3 separate regions of the Homo sapiens genome follow, and all the other regions are linked to region 2. A link is a contact called in ENCODE Hi-C or POLR2A ChIA-PET data. All regions are on one chromosome and are shown on one strand. Each heading gives the region's core, a stretch centred on a gene start or an enhancer-like site at or near the end of the contact. The rest is flanking DNA. Distances are from core to core; before and after follow the strand shown.

Region 1 (4,646 bases), core at 673-3,172, 440 kb before region 2:
CAAACCCGACTGGATCGCAGCATATGCTATGCCTCGAGAGAGCCTTTTCAAACAAAGCTCGAGGTGAAAGACTGGAATGTATCTTATTAAGAAAACTTAATCCTCTTCTTTATTTTAATATAAACTTCTACATATACAGGGAGAGAATGGATGAGTCACGGGGGGCATGGACTGGAAAGGTCTCACCTAAGTAAGCTCTGCTAAATGAAAACTAAATCAGTCTCCCCTTTGCACTCTTGTTTGGATAACCTAAAGGCTTATTAAACAACACCAAATAATTTTAGTAATGGCATTTTTTTTTTCATTTCTCTCAAAAATATTTTGGCAGCTGGCCGTTGCTCAGTTAACTTTCTTGATTGCAAAATGCACCATCAGTTTGGTGCAAGAAGCTTATCTTGCTCTCTTGGCTCTCTCACTTTCGCTGCTTTTCCCTGTGCCTAAGGTCTCCTGCTGCCTAAGGTCGGCCACCTAAGGTCTACCACCACAGGCCCTCGGATGGGATCTGTCCAGTCATTTCTCATGAAGATGCCCTTTGTCTGTCTGTGTGAGGCTGGTTTGTCCAGTGCTGAGTTTAGTTGGCAGTGTAGAACTTTGGTATGGATGACAGACAAATGACTCAAAACCAGTTGTCTGGGCTGTAGTCTGTGGCACAGAAAGAAACTAGAGGAAGGTGAGTTTCTGACCCCAGCTCTCCTAGTGAGAACTGCTACCTGGCTTTCAGGGAAGGAAGGTTGAGATCGGAGGCAACGCGGGGCGTGGTGGCTCATGCCTGTAGTCCCAGCACTTTGGGAGGCCGAGGTGGGGGATTGCTTGAGCCCAGGAGTTCAAGATCAGCCTGGGCAATGTAGCAAGATCCCCATCTCTAAAAAAGAAAAAGAAAGAAAGAAAAAAAGGGATTGGGGGCAGGGCAGAAAGAAGACTTAACCTCAGAGCCTGTCTGGCTTCCATCCTGGTGGGGTTCATGCCTTCCCTGCCGGCTGTCTGGGTCCTCCCCTCCTGCCCGAGCTGAGAAAGGCCAGCTGGGTCTCCTCTTCTGTGTGACTGTTTCTGGCCTAGGTTCTTTCTAACTTCAACTTCCTGTCTGTCCTCTGGCCTCTTCGTTCTAGCTGTCTAACTCTCCGTGGTACACTCTGCTTTTTGTTGTTGTTGTTTGATTTCCTGTTAGCTGCTGCCTCCCAGCTGTTTCCAGATGAGGTTCAACAGCTCTCTGGGGAGGAACTAAGTGCAGGGGAAGTTGTGGTTATTTTTTACCGAGTCCTGAGAAGTGGCCTAGGGATTCTGACTGTGATCCATTCCTGAACTGGCAGGGCTTCACCTCCTGAAGGGTCTTTGCCCGGGGCTGACTTTGGGTGTGGAACAGGGTGTTTGAGGACTTGGATATGAGTGTGCCCAGGGCCTGCTGGGTAGGGAACCGTGCAGATGGGATTCCTTGTCCTTCTCACTCAGTTTTGCTGAGAAGCCCTGTGGCGAAGGGTCTTGATTTGGTCCAGAAACATGTGCTCAATTATTGGGACATTTTGGAGAGAAGGGGTTGCCTTTCCCCGAGGCAAACCAGGTGTTAATGATGGAAAAAATCCTTATTTTTCCTTAGACTTATCTGAAGTCTAAGAATGCTATTCAATGGGAAAGATAAAATTTCCCTGCAAGGTGGAAGTGAGGATCAGCAGAGATAACCTCTGGGAATGGAGCTGGGAATGGGGCTAGTGCCTGGCAAGTAACACACAAGAGGAGGGTTTAACGGGCTCCGCATAGCAAGTGGGTTATGGCAGAATTTTAGTTCTGCATCTGCATTCATCTGACATTTATGAGGAGCCCGTGTCTTATCTATGAACTGAAGGAAATAGTGTATCTAACCAGGGTCTTAGCTGAGCTTTCAAATGCCTGCTTGACAAATACTAAATAGAAGCATTCTTGATTTGGCCGGGTGCTTTCTGAGGCTCTACAATGGAGCTATGTACTGTAGAACATAGTTCATGGTTCTTGCCCTCTTGACACTGTAAGGAATGTCACACATGTATATCCTTCACACAGAATTTCCTTTTTTTGAGATAGGATCTCGCTCTGTTTCCCAGTCTGGAGGATAGTGATGTGATCACAGCTCACTGCAGCCTTGACCTCCCAGGCTCAAGCAGTCCTCTTGTCTCAGCCTCTTGAGTAGCTGGGACTGCGGGCACGCACTACTATGCCTGGCTAATTTTTTATTTTTTGTAGATATGGGGTGTTGCTATGCTTCTCAGGATGGTCTTGAACTCCTGGCCTTAAGCAGTCCTTCCACCTCAGCCTTCCAAAATGATGAGATTCTAGGAGTGAGCTATTGTGCCCAGCCCCCACCTACAGATTCTGAACACTTCTAGTGTGTACCTTTTTGTGGTTGGTTTTGGTTCCATTTCTTTGCCTTTTTAGAAACTCCTTATTTCAGGGAGCGTTGGTATGAATATTTCCGGTGGTGGGGGGAAGAGATAGTCTTTTTCTGTATTTAGAGATAAGCAGTTTCTGGAAAATAGGTTTCTGTTTAAGAAGTGGGTGTTTGGAGAGACTTAAATTAGGGCTTGTAAGATAGCCTTGGGATGTAAGTTTCTAAAAAGTGGCCCCCTCCACGAATGCTTTGTATAGTAACCCTTCATTCTTTTTTTTTTTTGAGACGGAGTTTCGCTCATGTTGCCCAGTCTGGAGTGCAATGGTGCGATCTCGGCTCACTGCAACCTCTGCCTCCTGAGTTCAAGTGATTCTCCTGCCTCAGCCTCCCAAGTAGCAAGGATTACAGGCATGCACCACCATGCCCGACTAATTTTGTATTTTTAGTAGAGATGGGGTTTCTCCATGTTGGTCAGGCTGGTCTCGAACTCCCAACCTCAGGTGATCTGCCTGCCTCAGCCTCCCAAAATGCTGGGATTACAGGCGTGAGCCACCGGGCCCGGCTAACCCTTCATTCTTGATCAAAGCGGGAATCTGTGCCAGACTTAAGGAGTAGCAAGGGCTAAAGGTTAGAGCACTGTGTCCTCCAAACTTTGAATTTTCAGTAGAGGTACTGTCTAATGCTAAGCACAGTTAACCAGTTGTAAATGGAAACCTTTCATGCAAATACTAAATTGGTTTTTCTCTTTTGCAGTCATACGGAAGATAAGCAGTGTTTCTTCTCCTGCGTTCTTCAGTCTTTAACCATTAGATGGTGCGCCGTTGCAGGGTGTGCACTGAGGTGGGAGCCGGGGCTGCAGAGATGAAAAAACACAGTCTCTCTCCTCAAGGGGCTCACAGGCTAGGCGTGGGGACAGATAGTTATAGAACAGTTAGTAAGGGCTGTGATAACTGTGACCTCTTGTGACACTACCGGGAAGGATATCTCAGCCAGATTGTGTGTGTGTGTGTGTGTGTGTGTGTGTGTGTGTGTGTGTGTGTGTGTTGACATGACCAGGAGCAGTGCGGATGGTTTTCCTGACATCAGGCTTCAATGTGTATCTCCCCTTTCGCTGTTAACTCTCAAAGATTACCAATTACATTACCCAACAGGAAGCCCCAGTGCTCCCCGCTTTAGCGGTGTGGGACCAAACTTCCATTGCTTGTAGACGCTGGTTGGTTCATTGCCCACATGCTGGAAGGGGAGGAAGGAGAGGAAGGGGAGGAAGACCTGGGGAAAGAGTCCAGGTGACGAGGTTAGAGGAGAGGATGGAGGGAGGTTATTTTCCGGGTGGAAGAAGAAAAGAGAATTCACACAGACTGAACATTTATTATGTTCCACATTCTCCTTCCATGACCTTTTTTTTTGTTTGTTTGAGACGGAGTTTCGCTCTTGTCACCCAGGCTGGAGTGCAGTGGCGTGATCTTGGCTCACTGCAACCTCTGCCTCCCAGGTTCAAGCGATTCTCCTGCCTCAGCTTTCCAAGTAGCTGGGATTACAGGTATGCATCACCATGCCCAGCTAAGTTTTTGTATCTTTAGTAGAGACAGGATTTTGCCATGTTGGCCAGGCTGGTCTCAAACTCCTGACCTCAAGTGATCGGCCAGTCTCGGCCTCCCAAAGTGCTGAGGTTACAGGCGTGAGCCACTGTGCCCGGCCTCTTAACGTGATCTTAAGCAACTCACACAACAACCCTGTCAGGTAGGTGGTGGTGGAATCCTCATTTTAAAAAATAAATAAGTAAATAAAAAATAAAAAACCAAAGCTCAGACGTTAATTAGCTGTGTTACCGAGAGGTTACACAACTTGTCCACGGAAAAGTGTCTTGAGGAGAAAAGTGACCTACCTTATCTGCCCACAAAAGCCCGGCTTCTGTTAGAGGAGAGTGCAAATGCCAGTTCCTCTCCAGAGCGGGAAACCCAGATGGGGAAGGTGGATGCCTCGGTCCACTCCATGTCTCTCTGTGGCTGCCCTCCCTGCTGGCGAAACCCTGTGCTTCCCAGAGTGCATGAACATCGCATCCCCCTGGAAGGCACCCTGATGTCATTCGGCCTGTGTCATTATGTGATCCCGGCTTACCAGAATCCCTGCTGTCTTCACCTTTGACTTCCGCGCTAAGCCTAACAGCTTCGGCACATCCTAGGAGATTAAGAATCATCTGATGGATTGAAAGGGACACTCAGGGACCTGGAAGCCAACTTTATAATCTGTAGTGAATTTTTTTTTTTTTTTTGAGATGGAGTCTCGCTCT
Region 2 (4,634 bases), core at 1,416-3,915:
ACATAGGCTAACTTAAACTTACATCATCAACCATTTTCATCTGTAAAATATACTACAGAGCAACAACAAAAACCATCTTAACACTAAACAAATAGGAATGATAGGTGGTCATTGAGGCCATGGAAAACTTTTATTTCCCTGAGGATATTTTATAGTAGCATAATACAGGTATCCAGGAAAAAAACCTACCAAAAACTGAGTATTAAAATTGCTCTGAAATTTTCTAAGCTTTAATTTAGTACTAATCTATGTGTACACATAAACGTTAACTGCAAAACAGCCTTCTATTCCAGCAGTGGCTCTACGAGGTAGCCACTTTGGTTTCTTATAATTTACATTTTGTTGCAAACTCTAATAACGGCTCGAAACATAGACAAATCTTTTTCCACTGCGAAGGAGGTAAGCACTGGATTGAATACTAGGTCACTTCTCTAGGGGACTGTCTTTTTATTGAACAAGGCACGGCATAAATAAATGTTTAAATTCACTTTTTAAAATACTAGAACCCGGCCGGGCGCGGTGGCTCACTCCTGTAATCCCAGCACTTTGGGAGGCCGAGGCGGGTGGATCATCTGAGGTCAGGAGTTCGAGACCAGCCTGGCCGACGTGGTGAAACCCCGTCTCTACCAAAAATATAAAAAAATTAGCCGGGTGTGGTGGTGGGCGCCTGTAATCCCAGCTACTCGGGAGTCTGAGGCAGGAGAATCGCTTGAACCCGGGAGGCGGAGGTTGCAGTGAGCCAAGATCGCGCCATCGCACTCCAGCCTGGGCGACAAGAGCAAAACTCCGTCTCGAAAAAATACAAAAAAACCTGCAACCCAAGAAAAATAGTATTACTCTTTAAGTATACTGAGGCCCAAAACACTAAACAAAGGAAGACAGTAAAAGAAACGGGTTTAAACTCAATCACCTAAATAATAGAGGGGTATGGGGGAAAAAGAAAATCATCTGCCTAATCCCAGGCATTCCAATCGTTAGGAAGAGCAAACTTTAAAACTATCACTATGTTTAAGAGTCATAATTATTATCGAAAATGATGTAATTTTTTAGTCAGTAAAAAGGAATGCAAAATCTTTACATTTTCCTTTTAACGGAATAAAAATGAGGTAAGCACAAAATAATGTGGATCCGTCAGAATTGGGTATCTTATACACACGCAGGCTTATTGTTCAGAATAGATAATTTACGAACTGTAGCTCCTCTGGGGTCAACGAAGAGTTTTTTTTTTTTTTTTTTTTTTTTTTTTTTTTTTTTTTGAGACGGAGTCTCGCTCTGTCACCCAGGCTGGAGTGCAGTGGCGGGATCTCGGTTCACTGCAAGCTCCGCCTCCCGGGTTCACGCCATTCTCCTGCCTCAGCCTCCCAAGTAGCTGGGACTACAGGCGTCCGCCACTACGCCCGGCTAATTTTTTTGTATTTTTAGTAGAGACAGGGTTTCACCGTTTTAGCCGGGATGGTCTCGATCTCCTGACCTCGTGATCCGCCCGCCTCGGCCTCCCAAAGTGCTGGGATTACAGGCGTGAGCCACCGCGCCCGGCCAACGAAGGGTTTAAATTTAAAGGAACAAGGTCAGTGACAAGACTTAACTGTAACGCTTCTCGGACTTCAAATTGATTACATCACGGGCCACTTCGGAAACCGCGCATCAGTCAGAATTGGTAGTTCCACAACCTTTTAAGTTGAATTTTCACTCCCTTTCAGCAATACCTTCCTAGCTCGTTAATACACAATAATAAGGTTTACACGGACGAACACTAATTGAAATTATGCAACTAGAAGCATCTCATTGAGCGTACAAAAAAAAAAATAGCTACAAGTCGCTCTCTTCTCCCACACTACCCTTTACAGACACTGCCTTTTTGACCCAATACTTTTCAGAGACCACTCCTGATCGTCTTTCTCTTCCCCAGCCCCTTTCTCCACCGCAAATTCTCAGGCCCTAAAAAAAACTTAGAATAAATCACTAGCCAGGGTGAATAAGCGAAAATGGAGGAAGTTCAGTGAGGCGAAAGGAACGTAGGGTTGGGGAAGAGAGGAGGAAAGTTCTGGAAAAAAAAAGGCACTCCCTGCGGCTCCCCACCCCCACCAACACCGCCTTACTTCCCCCTCCCTACAGCAGGCAGCCATGATGGCGGGCGCAGAAGAAGGCCGCGGCGCCATTTTGTCTACACACATACACACGAACAAGGTTCTGGGAGCCGTTCACCCACTGTTGGAACGTAGCAGAAAAATATCCCTGGCTTTAAACTCAGATTCGGTACCTACCGCCATAGTTCAGAGTCCCGGCCGCTAGAGCGGCGCCTCCACTTGTCGCTTTCAACAGTACCGGCCGCTCCGAAGCTTCGCCTCAGACTAAATCGCTCGCGCGAGAGACCCGGATGGCACAAAGGCGAGGAGGCCCGGCGCGTCGCACAGCTTGCTGGGAGAAAAAGGGGCGGTAACAAAAGTTTCTATAACAACGCAATTCGAGGCGGTGATTGGGTGTTCTTTCATAGGGGAGTGTAAAGACCGTGAAGAGGGCGGGGCCAAGAATACACCCCCGGAATGCGCAGTCGGGAGAACGGAATGGGCGGAACTCAGGGTGGGGCAACTTCCTATTTCGAGTCTAAAGTAATCTTGGTCTCTTCCGGCCGCCGTAAAGGGGTTGGGTTTAGTGTTCTCCCGCCAATTTAAGCCTGTGGCATGGAACCTAAAGACTAGAGGCGGTTGTGTGAGTCAGGAAGAGGGGCCAGATATCTGAGTGTTCCTCTTTAGTTTCTTCAATTGCAGGTGAGGACGGGGAGCTGCGCTGTGTAGGGAACTGGGGGTGGGTTCAGGACGAAGTAGCTGCAGCCTCTGCTCAGTTCCTGTTGTTTTCCCCTTGACGCTGGCAGGAGAGAGGTTGGAGTCGGTTTTTGCTGGCGGCGATGTCCAGCGGAGAGCGTTTAAGTATGGAGGCCTAACTGACAAGTGTTTCATCTTGCTCATTCTCTCGTATTCGCGAATCTGTTCTGCATTCCGCCGCCAGAGTGATCTCAAAATTATAAAATCAGACCACTCGTTTGCTGAGTTCCCCTTCTACCCCTTGTACTGAGAATAAAATTCAATCTTGAGGTCGAGGTTTTATTGGACTCCACTGCTCTCTCCCTCACTGTCTTCTGCTTTTGCTTTGACCCGGCAGCAGCATCAAACGCTTCCTACCCAGCCTCCGAGTCTTTGCACTCTGTTCCCTCTGCCTACGTCGCGTTCCGCCTAAGTTTTGCGTACTTCTTGTTATTCAGGTCTCAGCTCAGATGTCACCTCCTTCCCTTCCCAAACAAATCCTTCTTCAGCGACGCCTCACCTTATCCATTTAATCACTGTTTCCTTCAAATCATTTAGCACTTTTTGTAATTATTTGTGCAGTTGCTTTTTTGTGGAGGTAGCATAACAAGATACGTATTAACAATTTTATTTTTGTCCGTTTTTCCCGCAAAAACATAAACTTCATAATGGCAAAGACATTTTGTGTTCTGTTCAAGCTATATTCCCAGTTCCTAGAAAGGTGTCTGGCACATAGTAAATAGGTATTCAATAAACATTTGTTGAATAAGTAAATATGGCAGTTACGGGCGGTTTCTCTATTTCACAGATGTGGGAAATTGAGACCCATAAAGGTATTCATTCCAACCTGTCCCTCCTTCTTCATCTCCTCACTCCCACCCAAACACCAGCCACTGAAACTTCTCTATTCTCCAAACATGTTTTGTTTCTGTTCCCTTGCTTATGCTCTTAGGAAGAACTCTTTAAACATTTATAAAACTATGATCTTCAATTCTCAGCCCAATAACAAATTAGCTAACACCTAAAATTGAATGTTTGCCATCAACCAAGCATTGTTCTGTGAACATTTAAAACTCAAAACATTTGGAGGCTGAAGCAGAAGGATTGCTTGAGCCCAGGAGATCAAGGCCAGCCAGGGCAAAATAGTGAGACCCTCGTCTCTCAAAAAACCAGAAGTGAAAAATAGAAAACTCCTTCAGGTGGGTACAACTAAATTAGTCCCTTGGTATTGGTATCCATGGGAGATTGGTTCCAGGACCTCCCACAGATACCAAAACCCTAGGATGCTTAAGTCCCTGTCATTAAATGGCATAGTATTTGCATGTAGCCTAGGAACATCTGCCTGTATACTTTAAATCATCTCTTGATTTCTTATCTTGCGTAACAGTGTAAATGTGCTATGCCTGTAGGTGCAATCTAGGGATGTGGAACACATGGATATTGACGGCAAACTGTATATATATATTTTTTTTCCAAGACGGAGTTTCACTCTTGTTGCCCAAGCTGGAGTGCAAGTGGCACGATCTCGACTTACTGCAACCTCCGCCTCCCGGGTTCAAGCAATTCTACAGCCTCAGCCTCCTGAGTAGCTGGGATTACAGGCGCACACCACCACGCCCGGCTAATTTTTTGTGTTTTTAGTAGAGAGGGGGTTTCGTCATGTTGGCCAGGCTGGTCTCAAACTCCTGACCTCAGATAATCCACCTGCCTAAGCCTCCCAAAGTTCTGGGATTACAGGTGTGAGCCACCGCGCCGGCCTGGTCTGTATATTCCTATTTTATAAATTAGAGAATTGAGGAACAGAAAGATTAAGTGATCACCCAAGGACAGCTG
Region 3 (4,621 bases), core at 597-3,096, 420 kb after region 2:
GGATTCCTAGGGGCAGATTTACTGCTGAGTCAAATAATATGGCAGGTGTGATTCTCCAGCAGATGCAATGGCCTGAGTAGCAGATGCTAGGAACACCCCACCAACATCCTTGAGCCTTTGTCAGCGCAGCACACAAAGGCCCAATCTCTTACTGCCTGCGGGCTGCGGGCTTTTTTGTGGGAGCGAGGCAGACAAGAGAATTAACACCCTCACTCCAGGCTGACCTTGAGCAATGGCTGATGGCAGCTTGGGTGTAAACACCCCAGCTCCCTGGCCCTCAGATGGGATGACTCTGGTGCTGGTGTCCTACCCTGTCCGCTAGAAGGATCCCACCTCAGTTGCCCACACTGGTAACTGGCTCCACAACTCACTCTGCTGACTTCCTTCCTTCCACGTCTCACTTTCCACTCCCACCCCCGTTTCCTGAGATCACCTCCCAAACAAATCCGTTGCACGCCAATTCTGTCTCAGGATCTGCTTGTGCGGAAACCAAAATCAAGACAATCTAAAACACCCTTGCATTTCCGAGGCACTACGCTGGAAGTAGGCTGGGAGGAAGTCAGGCCCGGCTGGCCCTGAGCCCCGTTCCCGAGCAAATGTGATGGACGAGTCACTCCACCGCTCAGGTTCAGTTTTCTTTTCATCACTTCAATTTCTCACAGAGCTGTTAAGACCATTTTCTGAAATCACCTCTGTCCCTAAAGGGTGTTGCTGTCACTTGTTGGTAGTATTATCATTCTTTCTTTCTTTTTTTTTTGAGATGGAGTTTCGCTTTGGTTGCCCAGGCTGGAGTGCAGTGGCGCGATCTTGGCTCACTGTAACCTCTGCCTCCCGGGTTCAAGCGATTCTCCTGCCTCGGCCTCCTGAGGTGTGAGCCACCGCACCTGGCCCTTTCTTTCTTTTTGAGACACGGTCTCTCTCTGTCGTCCAGCCTGGAGTGCAGTGGCGTGATCACGGCTCACTGCGGCCTTGACCTCCCAGGCTCAAGCGATTCTCTAGCCTCAGCCTCCTGAGGACCTGGGATTACAGGCACATGCCACCATACTCGGCTTGCCTATTTATTTATCAAGACGGAGTCTCGCTCTGTCACCCAGGCTGGAGTACAGTGGTGCGATCTCAGCTCACTGCAACCTCTGCCTCCAGGGTTCAAGCAATTCTCCTCTCAAGTAGCTGGGATTACAGGTACCCACCAACACGCTTGGCTAATTTTTGTGTTTTCAGTAGAGATGGGGTTTCACCATGTTGGCCAGGCTGGTCTCGAACTCCTGACCTCAAGTGATCCACCCGCCTCCGCCTCCCAAAGTTCTGGGATTATAGGCGTGAGCCACCACGCCCTGCCTAGTATTATCATTCTTGATATGATCATGCTGTCTCCCCTACTTACCTTAGAGAGAAATACCACATTGTCAGAGTCCCTGGAGCCCCGCCCCCACCCTGTTAAGATCCCTCTTCCCCAAACTCCTCCCTTCTCTCTGGATCCCCGGACACACTGGCCTCTCACCTCCATACAATCTCCCAGGACAAACTCGTAGATGATGAAGGCGATGAGGTTGCCGCTGGTCATCTGGCCTGAGATGACAAGGTGGCCCCCGTAGTAGAGGATGCTGACCTGGACCACCAGCAGTGTGAGCTGGGGCAGAGGGAGAGGGGATGTGGGTCGAGGGGACCTTAGATCCCCCACCATCCCCATTCCCTGACCCATCCCAGGCTGCAGGGGGAGGTGAGGGCAGACCCAGCCACAAACTGAAATGCCGGCCGTTGGCAGGGGTGTCTTCCAAGGCTTGTCACTCATGCCTTCCCCTGCCCCGAGCATTTCCCTACAGAGGCCTCCAGCTGGAGCAGGCTGTGGGCTTGGCCACAGAACAAGGCTTTCTTTGTGAGGTCCTGGCACACACATGCCACCCCCAGGCTCCTCAGCTTGGCCACCTGGGAACTATTCGTCCTCCTCATGGGGAAGAGCATGACTCAGAGAGGGCAAGTGCCCTGGCTAAGGTCACACAGTGAGCTCTCTGTCTCCTCCCCCAGTGGGGTTCCGTGAAGAAGGGGCTGTGATGGGAGCGCCCATGCCTTCCTCCTGTGCCTGGGGGGCATCTGGGAAGGGAGTGGAGTCTGAGTACCCATGGCAGCCCACACCCTAGTCAGGGACTCCATCTGTCCTCCTCATGCCCAGCCAGAACTAGGCTGCTGTCTGGACCACCGTGCCTTGGTGGAAGCTGCAAAGGCACCCCCTGCCAGCAGACGGATTGCTAAGAGGCTCAGCTAGCTGAGCTGGACCTTAGCCCCTCCTCTCCTCCTTGGCTGATACTTTTGGGAGGTGGCAGCACCAGGAAGTCCCAGATATCCTCTTTCCCCTGGCTCCCCTGTAGACCACCAGCTCCCTCCTCCCTCTCACTCCAAACCCTCCTCATTCCTCCGCAGCTATGCCCTGACCTGCCCACCTCCCATGTGTGTCCAGTGTAGCAGTGACATGATCCAAGTGCTCCCCATCCTCCAAGGAGAGGCTGTGACGCACTCCCGGGAGTGTGCCAGACACTGTCGGGAGTGTGTGTGGCTGTGACATGAGACCTGCCCGAAAGTGGCCTAGGGACCTGCTGACTCCCCACCTCAGCAAGGATGTTTCCCCAGCTGGGAAAAGAAAGCTCCCACCCTGCCACCCCACGTCAGGTGACTGGGAGAGGGGCAGCCTTGCTTCTGGGAAAGATTCTCAGCAGGGCGCGGTGGCTCACGCCTGTAATCCCAGCACTTTGGGAGGCTGATGCGGGTGGATCACCTGAGCTCAGGAGTTCGAGACCAGCCTGGCCAAGATAGTGAAACCCCGTCTCTACCAAAAATACAAAAATTAGCCAGGCATGGTGGCGGGCGCCTGTGGTCCCAGCTATGCAGGAGGCTGAGGCAGGAGAATCGCTTGAACCCAGGAGGCGGAGGTTGCAGTGAGCTGAGATGGTGCCACTGCACTCCAGCCTGGGTGACAGAGTGAGGCTCTGTCTCAAAAAAAAAAAAAAAAAAAAAGAAAGACAGACAGATTCTCCACCAGCTTGACACCAACATGCAGGACTGATGTCCTAGATCGAGGGCTTCCCCCATCTTTGCATCCCATCCCTCCACAGCCAGAGCTGCCTGGCCAGGGGCACGTACCCCGCTGCCCCAGACGTAGTACATGTAGGCAGCTGCCTCCTTCCTGTTCAGCTTGTACACCTGCTGCAGCTTCCGCAGGTACACCTCTGCCTCCTCCTCCTCATTGGCGAAGCTCCGGACAGTCTTCATGGCACTGATGGTCTCCTCCGCCGTGTTGCTCGCTCTGGCCAGGGCATTCTGGACCTCTTTGGAGAGCCTCTATGGACAGGAGGGGGACAAGAAGGAGAAGACCCCAAAACAGCCTCACTATGTACTGGAGCCCCCAGGCCTCTCTGGGTTTTTCCACCCTTCGCTGGCACCAGCTATATGCAAGAGGTTCCTAGGACAAAAAGACAAGATCTAGCCCTTTCTCCCCCATCCCCTTCTGGCTCAATTTGACACACTCAGGTAGTCAACTCCAGAGAGGCTCTTGGGGCAATGGTTTCAGCTCCTGAAGGATAGGGCACGGTGCTGATCGTTAAGTCATCCCCAGTATTCAAAAGAGGCTATTCATGACTGGACAGTTTTTGGTAATCCTTTCAGAAAAGGGGCCTCAACACCTGACCCTGTGCTGGAAGAGCAGGGGATGCCTTGGACGGTTGTTCAGGTTGTACACTATTTAAGAAACACCAACTATTAAAGGGGCACCATTTACATCATCAACATAAATTATGTTAGAGCCTGAGGGTTGATAAAGAGATTCCAGAACTCCCAGCCAAGTTCTACATGGTGGCAGGGGCCATGGGTTGTGAAATCTGCCCACACCATGTGCATGTCACCACAGGCAGAGCTGAAAAGTGGTCCCAAGTGTGCGGCCATCAGGCTGCTGTTCACCAGAGTCCTGGAAGAGGCCCCTGGGTGGAGCTGTTCACACTTTGCAGGAGTCACTATGCTGATTCTCAAGCCAGCCAGGAAGGCTGCCTGAGAGTCCAGGACAGGAGCATGCACTGGCATGTCCCATGACCATGTGTCACGCCCCAGCCGCAGGAAGCATGCAGGGTGCCTGAGTCATGTTTGGCCATGGGCGGTGTGTGTGGTTTGTGGAGATGACTCGCTGGCTACACACAACACATTCAGGCATGGGGTGGAAAACCCAAACAGAGCCTTCCTGAGGCCTCCCTTAGCTGAACTAAAAGGCAGGGCCTGCAGTGCACACAGAGGTGGGGGCTGAGGGGGAGCTCCAGGGTTTCTTGCTCCATCCCAGGGGCTGGTGGGAAGGCCGGAAGCAAGGGGTGGGGAGCAGCGTGCCAGAAATGGCTCAGACTCTAAAGAATAGATTTACTTTCTCATCTCAGTGAGGACGGTGGGGAGGCTCGTGACCAGGAACTTCGGGAAGAGGTCCTACCTGTGTGGCTGGAGAAGACTGTGGGGAGTGGCCTCACCGGGGGCTGGGTGGGAGATGGCTTCCTTTGCTACCCTGGTCTCAGGTCACCAACACCAAAGGCTCCAATGGAGCTGCGACAATGACTTACCCGGCACCACCTGGAGGCCGTCATGCATCCAAGCC

Evidence for each region. A loop is a pair of places that touch in the nucleus more often than their neighbours do. ChIA-PET counts read pairs that join two places held with the same protein, here RNA polymerase II (POLR2A). Pooled maps may share reads with other maps.
Region 1: a pooled map shows a loop between it and region 2 (6-fold over the local background). The contact joins the enhancer-like site here to the promoter of KNTC1 in region 2. A Hi-C loop is called at or near these places in 10 of 50 pooled maps. POLR2A ChIA-PET finds 5 or more read pairs at or near these places in 4 of 52 experiments (CD4-positive, alpha-beta T cell, Caco-2, GM12878 and 1 more).
Region 3: POLR2A ChIA-PET joins it to region 2 with 19 read pairs in PC-9. The contact joins the enhancer-like site here to the promoter of KNTC1 in region 2. A Hi-C loop is called at or near these places in 1 of 50 pooled maps. POLR2A ChIA-PET finds 5 or more read pairs at or near these places in 4 of 52 experiments (BJ, HEK293T, PC-9 and 1 more).

What each region holds. Positions count from the first base shown.
Region 1 is chr12:122,080,794-122,085,439 of GRCh38, forward strand. The region is part of intron 1 of MLXIP (MLX interacting protein); the gene reads left to right. Among named protein-coding and RNA genes, the nearest start is that of MLXIP, 4.4 kb to the left of the region's middle. RefSeq lists enhancers at 413-462, 533-582, 2,190-2,239. Within about 2 kb of position 1,923, at least 4 of the 41 ENCODE cell types and tissues checked have a DNase peak (open chromatin) inside an H3K27ac peak, as active enhancers do.
Region 2 is chr12:122,524,584-122,529,217 of GRCh38, forward strand. KNTC1 (kinetochore associated 1) reads left to right here and starts at 2,666. Exons shown (of 64, transcript NM_014708.6): 1 at 2,666-2,768. RSRC2 (arginine and serine rich coiled-coil 2) reads right to left here and starts at 2,353. Exons shown (of 10, transcript NM_023012.6): 1 at 2,265-2,353. The coding sequence starts at 2,270. RefSeq lists enhancers at 2,033-2,492, 4,600-4,634.
Region 3 is chr12:122,942,890-122,947,510 of GRCh38, forward strand. It overlaps ABCB9 (ATP binding cassette subfamily B member 9), which reads right to left. Exons shown (of 12, transcript NM_019625.4): 6 at 3,136-3,333; 7 at 1,502-1,630. Among named protein-coding and RNA genes, the nearest start is that of ABCB9, 21 kb to the right of the region's middle. RefSeq lists enhancers at 2,282-3,091, 3,722-4,470, 3,993-4,262, 4,333-4,392. Within about 2 kb of position 1,847, at least 13 of the 41 ENCODE cell types and tissues checked have a DNase peak (open chromatin) inside an H3K27ac peak, as active enhancers do.